Regions from separate parts of the Homo sapiens genome. Here region 2 is linked to region 1. A link is a contact called in ENCODE Hi-C or POLR2A ChIA-PET data. All regions are on one chromosome and are shown on one strand. Each heading gives the region's core, a stretch centred on a gene start or an enhancer-like site at or near the end of the contact. The rest is flanking DNA. Distances are from core to core; before and after follow the strand shown.

What was found. A loop is a pair of places that touch in the nucleus more often than their neighbours do. ChIA-PET counts read pairs that join two places held with the same protein, here RNA polymerase II (POLR2A). Pooled maps may share reads with other maps.
Region 2: a loop to region 1 is called in a map of GM12878, with 10 times the contacts of the local background. The contact joins two enhancer-like sites. A Hi-C loop is called at or near these places in 2 of 168 maps with a recorded cell type or tissue (GM12878 and right cardiac atrium), 7 of 37 single-sample maps with no recorded cell type and 11 of 50 pooled maps. POLR2A ChIA-PET finds 5 or more read pairs at or near these places in 5 of 52 experiments (CD4-positive, alpha-beta T cell, GM12878, activated CD4-positive, alpha-beta T cell and 2 more).

Annotation. Positions count from the first base shown.
Region 1 is chr11:128,315,934-128,320,777 of GRCh38, forward strand. The region is part of intron 1 of LOC124902787 (a long non-coding RNA gene); the gene reads right to left. Among named protein-coding and RNA genes, the nearest start is that of LINC02098, 110 kb to the left of the region's middle. Within about 2 kb of position 3,123, at least 4 of the 41 ENCODE cell types and tissues checked have a DNase peak (open chromatin) inside an H3K27ac peak, as active enhancers do; they include CD4-positive, alpha-beta T cell, where a contact is called at or near this core.
Region 2 is chr11:128,549,943-128,554,475 of GRCh38, forward strand. All of the region lies in intron 3 of ETS1 (ETS proto-oncogene 1, transcription factor), which reads right to left. Among named protein-coding and RNA genes, the nearest start is that of ETS1-AS1, 26 kb to the left of the region's middle. RefSeq lists enhancers at 1,067-1,608, 2,490-2,559, 2,672-2,761, 2,972-3,231, 3,242-3,351 and a cis regulatory region at 2,963-3,463. Within about 2 kb of position 3,194, at least 12 of the 41 ENCODE cell types and tissues checked have a DNase peak (open chromatin) inside an H3K27ac peak, as active enhancers do; they include CD4-positive, alpha-beta T cell, where a contact is called at or near this core.

The DNA.
Region 1 (4,844 bases), core at 1,873-4,372:
CACTCCCAGTACCAATTTTCTGTATTAGTACGTTCTCACACTGCTATAAATAACTAGCTGAGACTGGGTAATTTATGAAGAAAAGAGGTTTAGTTGACTCACAGTTCTGCAAGCTGTACAGGAAGCAGGAAGTTCCTGGGAGGCCTCAGGAAACTTACAATCATGGTGGAAGGCTGAAGGGAATCAAGCACCTTCTTCACATGATGTCAGAAGAGAGAGAGCAAATGGGGAAGTGCCACACACTTTTAAACCATTATGTCTCATGAGAACTCACTCACTATTATGAAAATAACAAGGGGGAAATTCGCCCCCATGATCCAATTGCTTTCCACTAGACTTCTTCCAATTCAACATGAGATTTGGGTGAGGACACGAATCCAAACAGTATCAAATCATTATTCTGATTTTCTCAAGTTTAACTGAATTCTCAAATGATACTGACAGATTTATCTTAAAGTTTATATTCTTTTCATGTCTCAAAGTTATATTTCTCTTGAAACAAATGAATATAGGTTCTTTAGAGATGGTATCTGCATTTTATAGTCTGTACTAAAAAGCTTATTTTCTGATGGGCCACTCATCTAAAATGAGTGTGTTAAATCATAAAAGGAAACAGCTGGTCAAATTCACCAGTAAGCATAGCATAAATGAGTGTCCATGTAACTAGTGAATGGTGATATACTCAACACATTTGATAAATATTTTCTACATTGGTCAGTGGAATATTAAGATGATAATATGTTGAACCTATCTTCAAAGAGTCTGTAGTTTTATGAGGAAGATGACACATAAGCAGTTTATTTCAACATCATGTGGTAATTTTCTGATAAACAGCAAAACTGGGTGCAATAGGTGAACAAAAAAAGGAACGAGGCCCAACTGGTTAGTGTGTGTGTGTGTTTGCAGATGCATCATGTAGTGAGGTGATGGAAGAGATAGGGAGGAACAAATGTTATATCTCCAATTAAGAATCAATATTATTGATTATTGAATAGTTAGACTTTTCTTGTTTATCATCATCTTGATATGCTACATTAGTTTGAAAGTGACCACTTCCTTCTTATCGGGACTTTCACTATAACTGTCCAGAGTCTTCTTGTGTTAATAAGGAGTAATGAGATCAAGTAGATAAGACAGCTGTGATGACATTTTCTGCATTTCTTTACTTTCTAAGAAATGCTCTGCCATCAGAGAAGGAAAGACAACTTCTTCCTTGCTACTAATGGCACGTTTCTACTCAGTTATCCTGGCCAGGTCTGTACGATCTTGCTCAAGCCCCTTCCTGAGCATTCCATCAAACCCAAGGAAGCTTCCTGAGAAAGTCTCAATCCTGCCTGTAGGATTGCCCTGGGACTTGTCTTTGGAAGAGATGGAAGAGCTTATGTTTAGGTGAAAGAAGAGACCAGCCTTCTCAAATGTCAAAATATCCAAAGTGGCTAATATGCAGGTCTGGTATCAAAAGCTTATGGAAATTCCTTCAATTGAGAAGCAGTTTATGGATCCTGCTGGAGACTCGAAAGTCAAATTAGGGTATTTCAACTGCAGTCATAATCATAATGCTTATTCATAGATAAATGAATTTGCGTTCAAGGAAAAGAAGTTCAAGGTATTCTAAATTTAGTGATTTCTATCTAACTAGACTATCAGAAAGCAACAGGCCTACTCCCCTTCTCCCGATGCAAAATGTCTCATACCCAATATTTGATACAGTAAAAATAAAAACATACAAAATTATTCTACATGTATAATTAAACCATTTTTAAAGAGATAGTTTATTGTGTGTCATTATGTGGTTCAATGACTCTTTGCAGTACATAACTAATCCAAAAATTTATTTACAACTTAGAATCTAAAAAAAAATGATAGGCTTATATCTGGTTAAAAAACAATAGCCCATCATGTTTCTCTAATTTTCTTGCCTGCCAAGAAGCTCAGGAAGTGGTACTGCTCAAGCAAGTAGCTCAGTGTTTCCCAAAGGGTGCTCCACAGAGTTCTACTGCACGATGATTTTAAAAACATTTGTTTAATGACATAAATGTGAGAAAATAAATGTACAATTCCATCAGTATATTAACAATTCTAAGAGATCTAATAATAAATGTTTATATTTATGTATTTGTTTATTTTTATTTCAATAGCTTTTGGGGAACAGATGGTTTTTACATGGATAGATTCTTTATTGTTGATTTCTGAGATTTTGGCGCCCCTGTCACCTGAGCAGTGTACACTGTACCCAATGTTAGACTTTTATTCCTCACCCCCTTCCCACCCTTCTCCCTGAGTCCCCAAAGTCCATTATATTATTCTTATGCCTTTGTGTCCTCATAACTTAGCTCCCACTTATAAGTAAGAGTATACAATGTTTGTTTTTTCATTCTTGTATTACTTCACTTAGAATAATGATCTCCAACTCCATCTAGATTGCTGTGGATGCCATTATGTTGTTCCTTTTTATGGCTGAGTAGTATTCCATGGTATACACACACACACACACACACATATGTATTACATTTTCTGTATCCACTCATTTGTTGGTGGGCTGGTTCCATATTTTTGCAATTGCAAATTGTGCTGCTATAAACACAAATGTGCAAGTGTCTTTTTCACATAATGACTTCTTTTCTTCTGGGTAGATACCCAGCAGTGGGATTGCTGGATCAAATGGTAATTCTTCCTTTAGTTCTTTAAGAAATCTTCATACTGTTCGAATTTGTTTTATCCAATCTTTCCTAAACTTATCCGACTGTAGAATTCTGCCTTTGCATAATATCTGCTATTTCAAAGCTCACAAAGTTGGGAAAGGCTGACCTAGGCCGTTGACTGATTTATTTCCCTCTTCCTTCTAAAGGTCCATTTTGTTTTTCTCTACTTCCATGCCTATCTTCCATATATGGATTATAAGGCACAGATAATAAACTGTGAGTGGGGGCAAGTCTGTATGTATATGTAGTAAACACACCACAAAAGGTGTACGTTCTGCTCTGCTTCTTCCCCCGCTCCCCCCTTTAGCTATTGAGCTCAAGCTTGTTCCTGGCAGGACCTGCACATAGCAATATAGCCTTCTAGGGAAAACCCAAAGCCCTTCAGGAAGTGGTATGCGATGATGTACTATAGTAGCTGGTATGTTTCCTTCTGAGTCAGGGCTACCACAAGGGGGTCCCCAGGATTTGACACCTCTCTGAAAAGATGCCAAGATGCTGGTGCCGAGGTCATGACTGCCTCTCCCTTTGTTAAGGGCCCTCTAGGGCTTTTCCCAAGTCACTGAGATTAATAGAATCCAAACCAGATTTCAGCCCAGGCCCTCCCCTCTCTTTGAATTACCGTTGCTTCCTTATTTTTTTCTCTTCTTTTTTTTTTTTTTTTCATTGAGACAGAGTCTCGCTCTGTCACCCAGGCTAGAGTGCAGTGGTGTCATCTCGGCTCACTGCAATCTCCACCTCTCGGGTTCAAGCAATTCTCCTGCCTCAGCCTCTTGAGTAGCTGGGATTACAGGTGTGTGCCACCATGCCTGGCTAATTTTTGTATTTTTAGTAGAGATGGGGTTTCACCATGTTGGTCAGGCTAGTCTCGAACTCCTGACCTCGTGATCCGCCTGCCTTGGCCTCCCAAAGTGCTGGGATCACAGACGTGAGCCACCGTGCCCTGCCTGCTTCCTTGTTTTAATGCTTCCTTGGAGTATCTTCAGTCTCCCGTTTATGGTTTCACATCCTTCTACCATGAAAGGCACACTTCAGTGCTGCATCCAAAGCAGCGTCATAAAGATGTTCCCATGGGTTCATTTCGCATTTGCTCCCAAATCTTCCACATGAGAAGACTAACTTAAAAGGGTTCCTGAAACATACCATATGCCTGGAGCAGTATTAATAATGCCGTTTCACATGTTTAGAGATCTTTAACTCTTCTTCCCTGTGCTGGTCAGTGCACGTCTTCAGAGGCTCAGTTCTATAGGGCTCTGTCAGGCTGATTCTTACAGAAAAATACTCCCATGCTCCTTATATAAGGAATTAACACTACTGTGAAAGAATCCTAGAACCATTGCCATTTAGTTGAAATCTTGCTTCTTTTATGCAAATTAATAATAATATAATTATTAAGAGAGTTCAGAAGTGCTAGCCAGTTTCTCTTTTGTCAGCAGCTGTCTGGAAAGCTTTTACCTAGAGAACAACTTTACATTCTAGAGCTTCTTTTCTCTAGAAGACTCCAGATAATTCTCAAACCATTCTCTTTGAAAGATGGAGAAAACTAGGCCCAGTGGAAGGCAGTGAATCTCCACTGGCTGCTTTCGAACCTGTTCCAGATTCAGTGTACAGAACCTCAGTCCTAGGTCAACTTTCCAACATATGGCACTGCTTCCTGGACACAATCTGTCATTTAAAAAATAATGTTTATAAAACATTGATCTGTGAACCAGAATCTCCTGGAGTGCTTATTTTAAGATTAAATTTTAGTGGAAAAATTGGTGAAATCTGAATAAAGTCTGTAAATAGTAAGTGAATAGTATGCGAAAATTAAGTGAATAGTAATGTTCCACAATTGTGTATGAAATTAACGTTGCGCTTTTGGGTATTTAACCAAGTGAATTGAAAGCAGGGACTTGAACAGATATTTGCAAACCCAGGTTCATAGCTGCATTGTTCACAATAGTCAATAGGTAGAAACAATACACATATCCATCAACACACAAATGAAGAAAGAAAACGTGGTATATACATGCAATTGAATATTATTGAGACTTACAAAGGAATGAAATTCTGACACATGCTGCAATATAAATGAACCTTGAAGACACTACGTTAAGTGAGACAAGCCAGATACAAAAGGGCAAATATTGCATGATTTCATCT
Region 2 (4,533 bases), core at 1,944-4,443, 230 kb after region 1:
TTCTTCGATTCACCTAAATCCACACTCACACCATGGCGAAAGGAAAAAGAAGAAAAGCAGCGTTTATTTATTGGTCCCCTGCGATAGGCCACGACCTTTTAACTATACTACCCTCATGCAGTGGACACAAGAACTCTTTGGAAAGAGTGTATTTCACCTGTGAAAGGTGAGGGTTGGGAAGCTCAGTGGACTTAGCCAAGGCCGAAGGCCTGTACCGGGATGTGCTGCTGGGGTCTTGAGGCATAGGCTGGCTCTTCCCACAACACCAGGCCAAACCCTCTGCTTAGACTTAACACTCTTCAATTATACTCAAAATGTATACCAAAAGACCTTGTAATCTGAATATGAAATAGTACCAGCTCAAAAGCTACCAAGGCAGCAGGAGGTGGGAGGAAAAAGAAAGAGGCCATGTAGGAAGCAGGAGCAACTTCAGTCCACAGCTGATCAGAGGCATGCCCTCCACTTATGGAGAATAGGGTCAGGCATTTGCAGAATCTCAGTATCAGATGAGCAAACTGACAGAGCGAGTGTGCGGGAGATATTAGGCATGTGGACTCTCCCTAGCGGACTGCTTGGGCTAGGCTGGCCTTGCTTTCCTTCCTCTTTCCCTGGCCCTCTCAGAGATGGGATGGGGATATATGGCAAGGCTGTTCCTGCATCAGGCTTCTCTCAGTACTCTCCCCTGGGAGTAGCTTGTCAGGGCAGCTAGGCCCCAACCTCGGCCTTCTGTGAAAGGCTGGAACCTCAGGTAGGGTTACAGCTTGCTCCTCCCAAACAGCACAGCCATCCAGGCAGAATCCAAAAAGGTCCATGTTTCCCCATCTCCCTTAATGTTTGGACTTTATTTAAAGACAGGAGTTTAATTCCCTAGTCTTGTCCTAGAAAATAGTTGGGCATTAGCATAGACAGTTCCTCACTGAGCTAGAAAATTGAAAGAATAAAATAAAATAAAGAGACTGGAGTGGCCCAGTTGTGTTTCTAATTCACTTTGCCTGGACTCCCTGTAAGTCTTCTCTAAGAAGAACCGTCCAGCCTTTTCTCAGGGACAGCATTAGTCCAATATTGTAATCGTCCAATGTTACAACATCCCTAAAGCACACACACTCTCAGGACCGTTCTGTTCTGAAGAACAAAGAACCTGACACACACCCTTTAGAAAAGAAAAGCACACCCTGAATGAGGAAAGAAGAGAGGGGTGCAGCAGATGATAGTCTGAAACACCATTCTGTAAAACCACAGACCTGCCATAAGAATAAACATTTCAGAGCAAGGTGAGTCTCCATTTAACAAGTCTCTCTGGCACTCCCTCAGCGCTCTCAACACTTAAAAGCCAAATTGGAGGCATCTGTGCTTCCTGCTGAGACATCCCACCTGGTTGTGGATAGCCCTTTCCAAACACTGGCCCAGGTTTGATCTCTCCCAGCCGCTAGGCCATATGAGAAAGCCCCAGGAGGGACTATGAACTCGGAATCTCAGCGTATCTCCCACTTGAACTTCCAAAGTTTATTTGGGAAAGACATTCTTTAGTTCCACCATTTTGTTAGTAAATTTGTTTTAGAGATTTTAGTGAGATCCAAAGCCACACATTAATACTGCCAAACTTTATGTCATAAATAAGTGTAATATTTCACATGGAAACCATTTGCTCTAGCATGTAAATGTACACCCACACACACACTTGCATAGAAGTTGTTTTAAAGGAGAACTGAGGCTTCCCCTTTTCCATGTATTTTCTCAGTATCCCGGGCATGGCACTGGTCACCAAACGTGTTCAACCAATCAGTGGGTCACTCTCTGACTCAATGAAACCCAGTTTGGACTCCCAAAATGCACTTTGGGTCAATGAGTCATAATAGCAAATATTCATATCAGGCTTGCTAAGTGACGGCACTGTTTTATGCTTTACACATACTAACTTAGTGGTTCTCAAAGTGTGATCTCTAGACCAGCAGCATCAGCAGCACCTGAGAACTTGTTAGAAATGCAAATTTTTGAGCCTTAGCCTAGAATCACTGAATCAGAAACCCTGGGGGTAGAACTCCATAACCAGTGTCTTAACAAACCCTAAAGTGATTCTCATGTACCCTGGGAGTTTCTGCTTCGATAAGTCTGGGGTACGGCTCGAGATTTTGCATTTCTAACAAGTTCTCAGATGATAGTGATGCTGCTGGTCTGGGGACCATGCTTGGAGAATCATTGGTATAGATCCGGAAACTGGGTTACAAGATTAAGTTGTCTAAGGTCACACAGTTATAACGGAAGAGCTGATGCAAACACAAGCAACCTGGGTCCAGCGTCTGGGTTCTTTCCTACTACACTAAATAGATGTCCTTTCTCATGAAGAATGGGAAGTGGCAGATAGGCTGTGAATGTGGTTGAGTGAAGGTTTTACTGTGTTCAGTGACCAAAGACATAGCAAACTGCATTCTACAAGAAAAAGTATTGTCTTGTTTCTCAAATCAATCAAAGACCATGGTAATAAGACTATAGGTTCCTCCTCATGAAGGTAAGTTGTGTTTCCTATGTTCTCTAGCTCCAGGCTGCTTCCCAGCTCTAAGCAAGTATTTTGCAAAAGTGTACTTTGCTCACAACATCACATCCATAAGTTTGGCTGATTTCAGACAAATCCATCCTTGAAATGAAAAATAATTTGATACTATAACACTTTGGAAGAGTGCTAAGTAAGCATCGTATTTTCTGATATGAACTATGACCATTCATGAGCATCATAAGGGTGAAGTTGAAATCAAATATGGACCGCTGGCATTGATGGGATGGACGAGGTCTTGTGTCCTGTGTGCTCAGCTGGGTCTCTGATGTCGGTTTTGGAAAACAGGCAGTGTCTGACTTCAGCTAGGTCTAGGCACCACTCTGAGGCTCGCTACCGTTACCCTGTGTATCCAACAGGACTGTGGGTAGGAACCAGTCATGACAGTTAATGACGGTAAAACGTCAGTGAGCTCTTAGAGACAGGAGCAAGAAACTGAAACGTAAAAATGATTCTTGTTATGGTGGTTGGAGAGAAAGGGCTGAGGTTGAGGGACAGAATAGAGGAAGGGAGCAGAGAGGAGGCAGGGTCAGTGGCTCCACTCCAGTCAGACTATAAACAGCAACAGACATTTCAGCCGTGTCTTGTGTAAGAGGCTCCATTGATTCACAAGGTTCCCTAACAGAAGGATGACGAGAAGCTGAGACAGAAAGGGCCCATTCATTCATGCAGAACACCAGCACTCAGCCCCATTGGCTCTCGCTAATGGCTCCAGGCTGATAGGGAGGAGGGGGAAGAGGCGGACGGTAGGAGGAGGTAGAAATGAAAGAAAATGATGACTACAAGATTGTTGTGAAGAAATGTACAGCTGCACAGGCAATTGCATGCAAATGTGGCTTCCCTTTTTAGCTGTATAGCTAATGTCCTCAGATTCATCTATTTTTCTCTTTCATGTTATCTTCCCCTCCTGTTCTTGCCTTGTCTTTTTCTGGGCTCCCCACTTTTTTTCCCTTTCCCATTCATCTTTCATCTTCCTTTCCCATTATTCCCTACCATGCTACTAATATCCACCTTTATTTTCTGTCCATTTTCACACATCTCTTCTTTCTTCCACCATACCCGCTTTATCATCTATTTTGTCCAATCGATTCCCGACAGACCTTGGCGCTTTAGTATTCTCTCCCACTCACCTGATAAGTCTTTCCCTCATTCATACTTTCTCTCTGCTTGATTCTCTCTTCCCCTTCCCTCCACACTCCCGCCACCCTCCTCCTCCTCCTCCTCAGCCTCTGCCCCTTCGTGAATAGGAACAACATTCTGAAAAGGCTTGCTCATTCCTTGATGGCCCCTCCTGTCAGTGTTCTCTGCACTGACAGATGTGTAGTCCTTGGAAAAGAAGTTCATTCATCCCTTCTGAGAGCATGAACGTGAAGGGGGAGCAGTGGTGGGCAGTAGCCATGAGACGGAGGACGGGAAGGAAACTGAAGTTATAAATAGGATAAAAGAAGATGAAAAAAATGTCGAGTATTTTTTCTCTTTCTTTATATTCAACACATCTCCAAGGAAATGTACCACAGCTGGAGAAATCACTGGTTGGTCTATGTCTTCATCTCCCTTCCCTATAACCCCACAATCCCCGTCCAAACAACACCCATCGCTGAGGAGAGCTGGACCACAGCCCAGAAATAATCCCTCCAACTCCTTCGTCTGGGAAGCTCAAAAGTTAAAGGAGGGGCTAGAAAGGCTCAGGGTTCTTGCCAAACATTTCCATCAGAGGGAGTATAGGACAGTGGGAACTACAACCATCACATTTGTGAAGAGATTGCCCCCAACTGGTAGAGGCCACACCCCGATGGAAGCTGTGTACCATCTCTGAGCTGCAGTTGATGGCAACCCAGGTCATTCTAGGAATGGTTATTATATGCCCCAATCTTCTCAACCTACCAAAAGCTGGGGTGACCCCAGCTTCCTTCTTGCAACTATAAACTATGAGAAGAAGATGATATTACCCTGCTATAAGTCCTTGCATTTTAAAGCTGTTCTTC